2 separate regions of the Homo sapiens genome follow, and region 2 is linked to region 1. The links are chromatin contacts, found by Hi-C or POLR2A ChIA-PET in ENCODE. All regions are on one chromosome and are shown on one strand. Each heading gives the region's core, a stretch centred on a gene start or an enhancer-like site at or near the end of the contact. The rest is flanking DNA. Distances are from core to core; before and after follow the strand shown.

Evidence for each region. Hi-C counts contacts between places; a loop is a spot of excess contacts on that map. ChIA-PET counts read pairs that join two places held with the same protein, here RNA polymerase II (POLR2A).
Region 2: POLR2A ChIA-PET joins it to region 1 with 10 read pairs in K562. The contact joins the enhancer-like site here to the promoter of UROD in region 1. A Hi-C loop is called at or near these places in 1 of 168 maps with a recorded cell type or tissue (GM23248). POLR2A ChIA-PET finds 5 or more read pairs at or near these places in 5 of 52 experiments (GM12878, HepG2, K562 and 2 more).

What each region holds. Positions count from the first base shown.
Region 1 is chr1:45,006,603-45,013,658 of GRCh38, forward strand. UROD (uroporphyrinogen decarboxylase) reads left to right here and starts at 5,652. Exons shown (of 10, transcript NM_000374.5): 1 at 5,652-5,683; 2 at 6,305-6,417; 3 at 6,534-6,613; 4 at 6,690-6,752; 5 at 6,992-7,056. The coding sequence starts at 5,664. HECTD3 (HECT domain E3 ubiquitin protein ligase 3) reads right to left here and starts at 4,722. Exons shown (of 21, transcript NM_024602.6): 1 at 4,287-4,722; 2 at 3,944-4,104; 3 at 3,599-3,691; 4 at 3,384-3,519; 5 at 2,966-3,081; 6 at 2,767-2,880; 7 at 2,542-2,624; 8 at 1,934-2,099; 9 at 1,638-1,719; 10 at 811-993; 11 at 617-669; 12 at 349-413; 13 at 90-193. The coding sequence starts at 4,655. RefSeq lists silencers at 4,389-4,558, 4,639-4,768 and enhancers at 5,529-5,578, 5,619-5,748.
Region 2 is chr1:45,264,548-45,270,594 of GRCh38, forward strand. No RefSeq gene overlaps it. Among named protein-coding and RNA genes, the nearest start is that of LINC01144, 36 kb to the right of the region's middle. Within about 2 kb of position 2,049, at least 19 of the 41 ENCODE cell types and tissues checked have a DNase peak (open chromatin) inside an H3K27ac peak, as active enhancers do.

The DNA.
Region 1 (7,056 bases), core at 4,402-6,901:
CTTTCTAGCTCAATCTGGCCCCCTCCTCTGCCCCCTTTCTAGCTCAATCTGGCACCTGGGAGGTTTGCAGAGATGGAAACGGAGATTACCTGGTTGGCTGTGCGTACAAAGAAGGGCAGGGGCACGGGGGTATCCGCTGAGCTAGGGCACAGCTCTTCTGACATATCTGCCAGGCTGTCCCGGAAACCACCCCCTGAAATGACAGATGCCCTCAGCTGGGCACTCAAGAGCCCAGCTCCCATAATGGGGTAATGAATAGGTCCCCCATCATCATTAGCTGGTGAAAAGCCTCTACCACTTTGATAGGGCAGCAAGCAGGACCCTTGAGATCCTCCCTCAGGGCCTCACCTTGGTCAATGATGCCTTCTGCAATAAATTTACACTCCCACCACTGGTCATAGCGCATGGGCCACCTGCAAAAAACGTGGGCAGATTTGTCATTATGTGGGGCCAGGTGCAGCACAATTCATCAGCTCAGAGACCACCTGGGAAAAGCAGTCATGGCGAGGGGTGCCTCGAGCAGTTGTGTGTGTGTGTGTGTGTGTGTGTGTGTGTTTGTGTGTGTTTGTGTGCACAAACAGGTGTCCCGAGTAAGTCCCTCACTCTCATGCCATACCTGTAGTCCAGGGGCTTTTCATATTTGTCAGAGGGCTTGAGGCCTTCATATACCTGGAGGCAAGGAGGAAAGGAGTCATAGGAAAGCAAGACCTGGCCCTATACTTGCCCCAAGAACTTGTTCAGGTCCCTCTTGGCCTAGCCCCCTTGGCCCTTGACTGATCCTATCTCAGTCGGACCCTAGGTGGTGCAGACCTGGGTGAAGACTGCATTCTTGCAGGCAGGGTCTCGAGAGGGGCAGGCACGGTGTTCCATGGCAAGACGGCGGTTGATGTATAGGCGTGGCATGAAGCTGGGCTTGCTGCTCTCAGAGTCACGCAGGCACTGAGCCACCAGGCCTGGCCGCTGGCGGGACAGCAGTAGGAACTGCTTCACTTGCTAGTGAGGAGAGGTGGCCAGAGCAGGAATGAGTGGGCAGTCAGCCTCCGTCCAGGCCCTGGAACTTTCCCCTCTGCCTGTATCCAATTCCACCGTTTCAGTTCAAGTCTAGTCCATCCCTGTCTTTGTCTCCAGTCCCCTCCTTAGTTCAGCCACCAGGGAGAGCTTTCTAAAACAAAAAAATCTAATACTGTCATTACCTTCCTTACCTTTCCAACAGCTCCACTACCCTGGGACAAAGTCCTTGCTTCACAGCCTGGCCCACAGGGCCCTCTGCAACCAGGACCTGTCTCCTGCCCACATCCTTCCACCCTCATCCCTCTGTCATACTCACACCTACTGGCACACTTTTCTCAAGACATCTTGAGCTGCTGGTAACTCCCTGTATGTACCTTTCACGCAAACTGCCCTGCCTGTGCTGTCAATAGCCCTTGGGTATTCCACACACTCTGGAATACCAAGGAGGCTGGGGAACAGCCTCCCAAACACTAAATTTGGACCATTTGTTCTGGCTTTCTTCCTATGTTCCCAGACCCAGCAAAGGTCTTGCCCTAGAGTAGATTTTAGGAACTCTGCTAAGGAATGAACAACTACGTGAGCAGGAAGGGGAAATGCCAAGACCAGCACTGGCTGGGTCGGCTCACCTTAATCTCACTGAAGGTGCCCAGTGTGTGGTCCCAGGCAGGTACCAGGTGGTGCAGGACACTATCGAGGATCTTGATGAATCTGGCATGGGTAGATAGACTGCAGCTAAAGAGTTTAGCATACCTGTAACACCCCCAACTCCCCAACATAAAGGGACAGGAAAAGGCAGGACCTGGGGGCTTCTCTGACCCTTGAACAGCTTATACTATGAGACCTTGGGAACCTCCTCCATGCAGACACACAAGGCTCAATGTTGGGGGAAGGGAAGGGCCCATAGGTCCAGGACCACAGCCACCTCTGCAGGAGGACAGCTCTGCGGTACAGTACTTCAGGGTCGGTGCCTTCTAGGCGTGGATATCGCACCAGACTAGTTGGCTGGAACAGGTCTGCATTCAACCCTAGTTCCCGCTGTCTAGATGACTTGATCTTGACCCCTCGGAGACGAACATCAATCCCATCATCTGGGGGAAGGGGTCAGAGTAAGGTCATTTACAGCACCTGCTGCCTCCTTGGCCCTCAGACCTGGGACCGGCTCCTTGAACGCTCAGCCTTGTGTCACCGTTAGCCCCTAGAAACTCGGGACCTTCGGGATCACCTTCTATCACCTGATTCTGATTGATCTATTCCTGCTGATTCCTCTGTCTTCCACTAGAATGCTGGGATGCCTGAGGGTCCCAACTCAGTTCCTCTTCCAGGTGAGCCCAACCACCTGTATGGCTTTAAGGCAGGCCTATACCTGGCATGTCCCAGCTGGCTCAGGCCCCAAAGCTCCAAATCCTGGAGTTAGTTCAGCATCGCCTTCACCCCAACTCCAAGCCCATCCTCTTCTCTCCACACACACTCTCTGTTTGCCCCCATCTCCACGCCGGGCTCTCTTTCCCTCCTTATAGCCTTAAACCTCACCTCGGCACTCCACGATGCGGATCTCGATGATCGGGAGGTGGACGGTCATGTCCTCCAGGACACAGACATCCCCGATGAGGGTCCTGAGGAGATGAGTGTGAAGCACTTCAGATACCTCCTGCCTCAGGCCTTCAGAGACTGCTGGAGTCTCACTCAAACTTAGGCTTTCAAGCTGGGCTAGGCTTGGAACATGCCCTACTTCCCTCCCCAGGCCAGCGTGCTCACTCGTCAATGCTCACGTCACTCAGCTTCTTCAGGTTGTCCCCTTCACCCCCATAGACCACCACCCGCTTTGGCATAAAGTTGTCATCTGTGGTATCCACTGTGAGTAGCAGCTTCCTGAAGGGTCAGAGTGTGAATATGAGTCTTTGTGAACCCACAGGGACATAGCCCACCCACCCTGTCCTGCCCAGAGCCTACTTACTTGACAATGGTGCCCTTCTTCATAGTAAGCCGTACCCAGTGTTGGCACTGGGACCCATCGCTCTCCCAGTAGGTATCGGCATTGCTGTCTGTCAGGCAGGACACGTTGAACTCCTCCTGGGGAGGGGCAGAGACGTGAAGTCAGCAGTTACCCTCCCTCCCTGCACTGGGCTTGTGCTCTGGGCCAGGAGCACCAGAGAGAAAGCATAGTGAAGTTGGGCTAACAGGCAACTGGTATGGGATAGGGGGCCGCTGGGTATGTAAGGGGTCCTATAGACGTCCAAGATGGGGAGCTGAACTGAGTGTGGCCTGTGGGGACCCTGTTTTAGTCCTGGCCTGCAGGTGGGGGTTCTTTCTGGATCTAGCCTTGAGGGGTGTGACTATATCTTGCCTGGGGTGGGAGGAGCCCCAGCACCCACCGTGTAGGAGGAAACGTCTATGCTCTCCACATACTGCTTCACGCTACCCAGGTTCTCATCCTCCTTGCCCAGGTGGTCATACAAGAAGTGGATCAGGTCCTCGTCGCACTCGTAGGTCCATGTCGGGGGTACATAGCTAAGCAACCCCAAGCCCCTAATTAGACTGGGCCCAGACGCAGAGCTCCTTCCTCCCCACCCCATTCCAGCTCACTCACAGTAGCCTTTGTACAGCTTCTGCGTATGCCTCTGCCGGCTGAGGTCTCGATCCCAGGCGATGTGAGTATGTCAGGTCCACCACCTGTTCCCACCTGTGGGCACAGAGTAGGGAGTGGGATGGGGAGACATCAGCGGTCAGCAAGACACTACCTCCATGCCGTGTAGCCTTCTTCAGGGCTCTATCTCCCAGTCTCCCTCCGAGCCCCCTTCACGTCCCGCCCCTTTCTGCTCTTAACCCTGCCTCCGCTCCAGTATCCCACCCACCCCAGGCTGTGGCTGAAGTGTTCCCAAGCCCTCCTGGCCCGGCCTTCTGACAGCCAGCCCCGCTCCTTCAAGTGCAGTACCTGAGCACCGGCCGATAATCCACGCCAAAGAGCTGCTGCTGCCGCTGGAGGTGGTTGGGAGTGTCGATGGGTACCAGGCGGGCTCCGCCCTCCGCCGGGCGGCACACCAGCAGCCAGCCTTCCTGCAGCCCGCAGTCGCCCAGGTGCTCTGCCAGCTGCTCCTGCCGGGACGCGTAGGATGGGGACAGCCGTCAGGGAACTGCCCAGCCGCCTGTCGTGCCCAGCCCAGGGCAAAGGGCGCCGAACGCAATGCCAACTCAATACAGGGGAGAAAAGGCAAACAGCCAGAGGTTTCTCTGGCCCCAGGGGTCTTTTACCGGGTCCTGGGCAGGGAAGAGCGCACCTTTGTCAGCTTCACCCAGAGCCCGTGGCCATTGCACAGCTCCTCGCCCGTGGTGCGCACGCAGGCGCCGCGCCGGAGCTCAATGCTGTCGCGGGCGGCGCGGAGGGGCCCGGAGCCGGTACCGGGGGCTGGGCCTGCGGCGCCCACACGCAGCCCCAGGCCCTCTGCCTCCCACACCGGCAGAAGCACGCGCGACGGTCCCGCTGGGTCCTTGTAAAGCTTGTAGAGCACCTCTCGCGGCACGAAAGCCAGCGCTGCTGGCAGCGGCCGCCCGGCGCGGAGGCTCCGCGCTGCCTCTGCCAAGAAGCGCACGCGGCCCAGCAGCTGCCGGGGGGACTCCAGCACCGCGCCCGGGCCAGGACCCGCCATGGCGAAGTGGCGGAGGTGAGCACCTAGAGGCGACCCTGCCCGGGGAACAGCTGGCGCGACCGCGGACAGAGCTTCCCACCACGCCCTTCCCCGCCTTTGGCCAGCCTTTGCCGTATGTTCTGGACTAAGCGCACCCCAGCTCTCACTGTATTGGACTGTGTACTCCCACACTCAACCATATTACTTATCTCTGTGCCACCCTAACCCAGCCGACCAAACCCAAGATTGGTGATTGCTACCTGATCAATCTCCCTCTCTCCATTTCCTTGTGACTACCATTTTATCTCTACTGCTACTACCCTCATTCAAGTCACCATTCTAGCTAGCCTGGGTCATTGCCAACAGTCATTTTTCTGGTTCTTCGGCCTGCTGTTTTTCCTCCCACTCCCAGCGAATCTGCTGGACTCCCTATCCTATGGGTGGTGTGATTAAAGTGTTTGAGACAATGGCCCCTTCCCCTGCCACTGACAGGAGTCTTGAGTCATTAGGGTTGATTCTGTTTGTCACTCCTAATCCCAAGGACACTGGAGATCATTATTCATTTTAATGTGATTGCTGATTTCTGTTTCCCCAGTCTTGTAGCTCCTTAAAGGCTGGGGCTGTCTTGAGCAGAGCTAACCTCTGCACCTACTATAGGTCCAGGCTATAGTATGGACCTGGCTGGATAAGACTGTTGGTATCATGAGTGGGACTTGCGCCAAGCCTCCGGATACCCAGACTGTCAGATGAGAACAAATTCCTCATGTCACCGTAAGATACATTTACAGCGGAGTTTTCTTTTGGGCCTTTGTTGTTGCGTCGCTACAGCAAACTTTACGGTGAAAAAAGGTAGGGGTCCTACGGGCAGCAGCCAGGGCAGCCCTGGAGCTGTCGCTGGAGTCCGATCATGTGATCTTCAACATGGCGACGCTCTTGGTTCCCTACAGAAAGGGGCGGAGCCTGGACTGGGGGGCAGGCTCAGATTCAGGTTAAATTGTGGATTGAGCTCGCAGTTACAGACAGCTGACCATGGAAGCGAATGGGTTGGGGTGAGTTCTCCAGAGCACGCGGTGTGGCTAGCCGGGCTTCTAATTTGAGTCTTCCAACTCAGGACTCTATCCCTCTACTCCCCTTTCCCCACCCTGGAGACCTCCCAACCTGAACTCCGTTAGCTGGGATCCTGAATCCTAAAACCATGGATTTTTGAGATGTTCATCCCAGGGCCTTAATTCAAGGGATGCCTCAGGATTTCCAACCAGGATCTCTATTCTGGGACCATCAACTCTGATCCCTCTTTATCCCCCAGCCTGGGTATTTCTCAGCCCCTGAACCAGCCCAGTGACATTCCCGTTTCTGAGGCTCACTAGTTCGAAGACCCCCAAACTATCCTTAGTGGGCCTTCATTCCCTCCCCCCAGTCCCTCTGGTTGCTTCGAGCTTGGAAGAGTAGAGACTAAGTGGAGGGAAGAGGCCCCAGGGCGGGCCCTTCTGGAGTTTGTGCACCACCTGATAGGCAGAGAGGAGGCGGAACGGGCGGAAAGCCAGGGTTTGGGAGCTGGCCTGGAGGAGGTAGATAGCGGTCCTGGACTGAATCGGCCTTATGAACCCGCGCTTTCCCCAGCCTCCAGCGTAGCATACTGACACCTACCCCCACCCCCACCTGATCGCCAGACCTCAGGGTTTTCCGGAGCTGAAGAATGACACATTCCTGCGAGCAGCCTGGGGAGAGGAAACAGACTACACTCCCGTTTGGTGCATGCGCCAGGCAGGCCGTTACTTACCAGGTAAGAGTCAGGGTCTGGAAATCTAGATAAAACTCCGGAGGGAGAAAAGTTTTCGAGGGGCAGGGGAGGGCTCTGGAGGGCCTCAAGGCTGAGCCCTGTCTTCCCTCTGTATGCAGAGTTTAGGGAAACCCGGGCTGCCCAGGACTTTTTCAGCACGTGTCGCTCTCCTGAGGCCTGCTGTGAACTGACTCTGCAGGTGAGGGGTCCACAAAAGAGGGAAAGATTTATGCCTTCAGTCTGCCACCTAGCAACCTGTCTCCTGTTTCCTACAGCCACTGCGTCGCTTCCCTCTGGATGCTGCCATCATTTTCTCCGACATCCTTGTTGTACCCCAGGTACCCACTCAAACCTGATCCTAGAATATAATCCAAGGACGCCTTGAAAATCCTTCTATCAGTCCAGTCAAGGTTTACAATAAGCACTTATCCTAACTGGATCGAGGGAAAAACTAAGGTTGAAAGAAATGGAGTTTGGCAGAGTTTTATTCTCCTTTTCCTTCCTCCTGGAATGAGCTGAACAGAACCTTTCCTCCTGGATTCCATTTTGGGAACCCAGATGTTTTCTCCCCCTCCAGGCACTGGGCATGGAGGTGACCATGGTACCTGGCAAAGGACCCAGCTTCCCAGAGCCATTAAGAGA
Region 2 (6,047 bases), core at 799-3,298, 250 kb after region 1:
TGAAGGCTGGAATTGTGCCAATTTGTTCATTATTGTGGTCCAATGCCTAGCACAGAGTATGCCCTCAATAAATATCTGTTATAATTGAATGAATAAGTAGGTACCTAACAAATTGTAGCCAGATATCCTTTTGTCCAGGCAGATGTTTGGTAAGAATTTGTGCTGATGGTAATGACACTCTGCCTTGACGTAGTCAGAAAAAAAAATCACTACATCAAATCCAGGGATAGTGGCACACTAATCTAATATGCTGGGGTATTGCATCGTGTCCCATAGGCTAAAAAGGGTTTGTGAATGAATATTTCAATAGTATTGCTTGCGCCCACTGATAAGTTTCACATGGTGCTTCTCAGACTTTAATGTGCCTCTGAATCACCTGGGGATCTTATTTAAATGCAAGTTCTGATTTAGTAGTTCCAGGTGAAGGCCTGAGAAGCTCCGAGGTGATGCTGAGACTGCAGGCTTGTGGACCTCCTTTTGGGCATCAAGGATCTAGGCAAAGGATCAACATTTTCCTGTAAGGAACCAGGTAGTAAATATTGTAGTCTTTGTGAACTGTATAATCTCTGTTGCAACTGCTCAACTCTGCCATTCTAGAACAAATGAGGCCATTGACAATATACAAATAACTGAGCATGGTTGTGTTCTAATGAAACCATGTTTCCAAAAACAAGGGGCAGACTGGATCTGGCCTGTGGGCCATAATTTGTCTCTTCCTGGTCTAATATATTTAAAATCAGTATACCATTCTTGTAATACACATCCATGAACTTGTCTCCTGAGCTCCTAATAATTGTACAGTATATGGTAATTTCCCTTATCTACAAATCCACCTTCCCCTACCCACAATCTATATGGTTCCAGGAACACAGCACCCATTGCCAAGTTCCTGTATGGAACTCGGACTCCAGACTCCAGCTGATTGGTGCCAAAGGGGCATCATTCACATTCCCTTCTGTAAAATATGCACCAGGGGCACTATTTCATAGAATGGCATCCTTTAGAGGTTTAGATGAATGGCACCCTTTAGAGTTGTGCAGCTTGGCTGAACTAGGCACCAGACTGAAGCTGGTTACTCATGGACTTTCCTCAACACTCTGGAATTGAGTCTGGGAGATTTCTGCCTCAGTCTACCTGTCTATCCTTTTATTTTGGTTTATTTATTTATTTTTGAGATTTGGTCTTGCTCTGTCACCCAGGCTGGAGTGCAGTGGCATGATCACAGCTCACTGCAGCCTCGATCCCCTGGGCTCCAGCAATTTTCCCACATCAGCCTCCTGAGTAGCTGGGACCACAGGTGTATGCCACCACGCCCAGCTAATTTTTGTATTTTTTGTAGAGACAGGGATCTCACCATGTTGTCCAGGCTGGTCTCTAACTCCTGGGCTCAAGTGATCTGCCTGCCTCAGCCTTCTAAAGTGCTGGGATTACAGGTGTGAGCCACCACGTCTGGCCTAGAGGCTTTTTTTTTTTTTTAAGCCAGTGGATTAGGATACAGAGAACACTAGTGTCAAGTTCACAACTACGCCAATTGTCATGCTGGGGTATGAGGGGAGTGGGTGGATGAGCAGAAAGAACACCCAGGGGGGCCATAAGCAGGTGAAAGATGATTTTATTCAGCAGCAGCTCTCATCAACAGCTCTCTCACACTGTCCGCCCTGTCTTGGCTGCTTAGTCCGGCGGCTCCCACACACAGCTGCGTGGCTGGCTCTCCCTTGCCTTCAGGGTCAGCAGCTAAACTCTCTCTGGGCACAAGCAAGCCAAGCTGTGTCCTGGCTCCCCTCTGTCTGTCTGCAAAGATGGACAGCTTTGACTCTCTTTCTCTTTCTCTTGGCTCCAGCATGCCTGTACAGTGTTATCAGGGCAATTATACCTTTTACAGACAATAGTGGCTTAGAGTCAAGGAATGGCCTTCCCATGTTATGGCTACATGGCTGTGATAACAAGTGGAGTTATACGCCTGCACTCTAAACTCGCTGAGTCACTCTGGATGTTTACCTTGGCCTATTTTTGACCAAAGCACAGCCGTATTCCTTACAGTTAGTAATGAGAAAGAATGAAGGAGAGAGAAAGAGTGAGAGCTGGCAAGAGGGCTTCCTAAGTTCTCTTTAGCACTGCAATCCTTGGCTCCAGGTTATTCCTGAGGTTCTACCACTTCCTAGCCCTGGAGTTTCATGAGATGACCTGTATCCTTATATAAATTCATTTTTCTTTTGCTTAAATCTAGTATAATTCTGTTGCATGCAAACCACAGTCCTAATGGCACTAGAAAACAATAAAAGAATACTTCAATAGAATTTAAATTTGGTAGGATTTTTTGAAAAATCAATTTGTAGAATGTTGCAGGAGCATATATTTTTGTTTGAAGCTGGATGGCCCTGACAATAGAATATGTGAAATTTCATAAATATTAAATTACATCTGTATTCTAATAATCTACATAGTAATAAATCATGTCAGTTGTACAGGACCTCCTAGTCCCTTGCTTTGGGTTAGGTTTCAGTGGCAGAGGGAAAAAAAAATTACTACTCCTTTGTACAGAAATGGATTTATTGTGGCCGGGCACAGTGGCTCACGCCTGTAATTTCAACACTTTAGGAGGCCAAGGTGGGTGGATCGCCTGAGGTCAGGAGTTCGAGACCAGCCTGGCCAACATAGTGAAACCCCATCTCTACTAAAAATACAACAAATTAGCTGGGCATGGTGGTGGGCACCTGTAATCCCAGCTACTTGGGAGGCTGAGGCAGGAGAATCACTTGAACCCCAGGAGGTGGAGGTTGCAGTGAGCCGAGATCACATCATTGCACTCCAGCCTGGGCAAAAAGAGCAAAATTCCGTCTCAAAAAAAAAAAAAAAAAAGAAATGGATGTAATGCAAGATATTAAATGGCTTACAGTATGATTAGATGGGCTGGAGAAACTGTAGGCCAGTCTTCCAGAAACAACTCTCAAAGCCACACTCTAGAGCTGAGCTGTAAAGGAAGCTGCTGCTCCCACTAAGAATAGTAAACTACCAGCTGAATCAGGGATTAACACCCAGTAGCCACCAACTTTCTGAAATCATGCCACCTCTTCCACTTCAGGAAGCTCCTGCCAAATTAGGGAGCCATCACTTGCACTTCCAGGTCCAGACCAAACAGCTCTATGACCATTGGGACCAGAAAGATGGATTCCTAAAACTCTCTCCTGGAACCATATAGATTGTGGGTAGGGGAAGGTGAGTCTGCAGGTAGGGGAAATTACCATATACTGTATGAGGGAATTATTAGGAGCCCAGTTCCTTTTCAGGTCCCATGTGAATGCATTTGTTTGAAGGAACCTAAGTCTCATTTAGAACTCTAACAGTAAAGGAACCTGGGAAACGTAGTTTAACTTTTCAGTCTCTGCATTTCAGAAAGTCACACCATAATGACATTGGAAGAGATGATGAATGAGCTGGTCACAGAATAAGCCATATCCTAATTTACCACACAGTTGTAAAACAAAAATTATATTTTTGTGAAGAAAATGTAAACACGAGCAAACAAGCAATAATACAGTAGTTCACTGTACTTGTTAGATTAATGCTGCATAATTCAGACTTTCTCTGTTTCTACCAGTGTTAGTTGTACATTCATTCCTACTTAGGCAACTGGAATAGAATTTAACATCTGAATGATTATGATAAGTACAGAGATTTATTCACTCACTTGTTTATTCAATAATATTTTTGAGTGTCTGCTGTGTGTGTATCAGGCATTACTTCTGTGCTGGATTACAACAGGGAATAATGAATATTACATCTCACCAGGTCAAGTGATATGATTTGGCTGTGTCCCCACCCAGATCTCAACTTGAATTGTATCTCCCAGAATTCCCACATGTTGTGGGAGGAACCCAGGGGAGGTAATTGAATCACGAGGGTCAGTCTTTCCCATGCTATTCCCGTGATAGTGAATAAGTCTAACGAGATCTGATGGGTTTATCAGGGGTTTCTGCTTTTCCTTCTTCCTCATTTTCTCTTGCTGCTGCCATGTAAGAAGTGCTTTTCGCCTTCCATCATGATTCTGAGGCCTCCCCAGCCATGTGGGACTATAAGTCCAATTAAGCCTCTTTTTCTTCCCAGTCTCGGGTATGTCTTTATCAGCAGCATGAAAATGGACTAATACAGTAGATTGGTACCAGTAGAGTGGGGTGTTACTGAAAAGATACCCGAAAATGTGGAAGCGACTTTGGAACTGGGTAACAGGCAGAGATTGGAACAGTTTGAAGGGCTCAGAAGAAGACAGGAAAATGTGGGAAAGTTTGAAACTCCCTAGAGACTTGTTGAATGGCTTTATCCAAAATCTGATTGTGATATGAACAATAAAATCCAGGCTGAGTTGGTCTCAGATGGAGATGAGGAACTTGTTGGGAACTGGAGCAAAGGCAACTCTTGTTATGTTTTAGCAAGGAGACTGGTGGCATTTTGCCCCTGCCCTAGAGATTTGTGGAACTTTGAACTTAAGAGAGATGATTTAGGGTATCTGGTGGAAGAAATTTCTTTCTGTTTTGTTTTGTTTTGTTTTGTTTGAGACAGAGTCTAGCTTTGTCGCCTAGGCTGGAGTGCAGTAGTGCAATCTCAGCTCACAGCAACCTCCACCTCCCAGGTTCAAGCGATTGTCTTGCCTCAGCCTCCCGAATAGCTGGGATTACAGACACCCGCCACCATACCCAGCTAATTTTTTTTTGTATTTTTAGTAAAGACAGGGTTTCACCATGTTGGTCAGGCTGGTCTCGAACTCCTGACCTCAAGTGATCCACCTGCCTCGGCCTCCGAAAGTTTTGGGATTACAGGCGTGAGCCACCACGCCAGGCCAGGCAGAAGAAATTTCTAAGTAGCAAAGCCTTCAAGAGGTGATTTGGGTGCTGTTAAACACATTCAGTTTTATAAGGGAAGCAGAGCATAAGAGTTTGGAAAATTTGCAGCCTGACTATGCGACAGAAAAGAAAAATCCATTTTCTGGGGAGAACTTCAAACCAGCTGCAGAAATTTGCATAAGTAGCAAGGAGCCTAATGTTAATCCCCAAGACCGTGGGGAAAACATCTCCAGGCCATGTCAGAGACCTTCATGGCAGCCCTGCCAACACAGGCCCAGAGACCACTCAGGAGGAAAAAGTGGTTTCAAGGACCAGGCCCAGGATCCTAGTGCTGTGTGCAGTCTAGGGACTTGGTGCCTATGTCCCAGCCACTCCAGCCATGGCTGAAAGGGGCCAATGTATGGCTTCAGCTGTGGCTTCAGAGGGTGAAATCCCCAAGCCTTGGCAGCTTCCACGTGGTGTTGAGCCTGCGGGTGCATGGAAGTTAAGAACTGAGGTTTGGGAACCTCCACCTAGATTTCAGAAGATGTATGGAAACACTTGGATGCCCAGACAAACATTTGCTGCAGGGGCGGGACCCTCATGGAGAGACTCTGCTAGGGCAGTGCAGAAGGGAAATGTGGGGTTGGAGCCCCCACACAGAGTCCCTACTGGGGGCACTGCCTAGTGGAGCTGTGAGAAGAGGGCCACCATCCTCCAGACCCCAGAATGGTAGATCCACTGGTAGCTTTCACTGTGCATCTGGAAAAACCGCAGACACTCAATGCCAGCCCATGAAAGCAGCTTGGGAGAGAGGCTGTACCCTGCAAAGCCACAGGGGCAGAGCTGCCCAAGACCATGGGAACACACCTCTTGCATCAGTGTGACTTGGATGTGGACATGGAGTCAAAGGAGATCATTTTGGAGCTTTAAGATTTGACTGCCCTGCTGGATTTTGGACTTGCATGGGCCCTGTAACCCCTTTGTTTTGGCCAAGTTCTCCCATTTGGAACAGCTGTATTTACCTAATACCTGTACCCCCATTGTATCTAGGAAGTAACTAGTTTGCTTTTGATTTTACAGGCTCATAGGTGGAAGGACTTGCCTTGTCTCGGATGAGACTTTGGACTGTGAACTTTTAGGTTAATGCTGAAATGAGTTAAGACTTTGGGGGATTGTTGGGAAGGCATGATTGGTTTTGTAACATGAAGACGTGAAATTTGGAGGGGC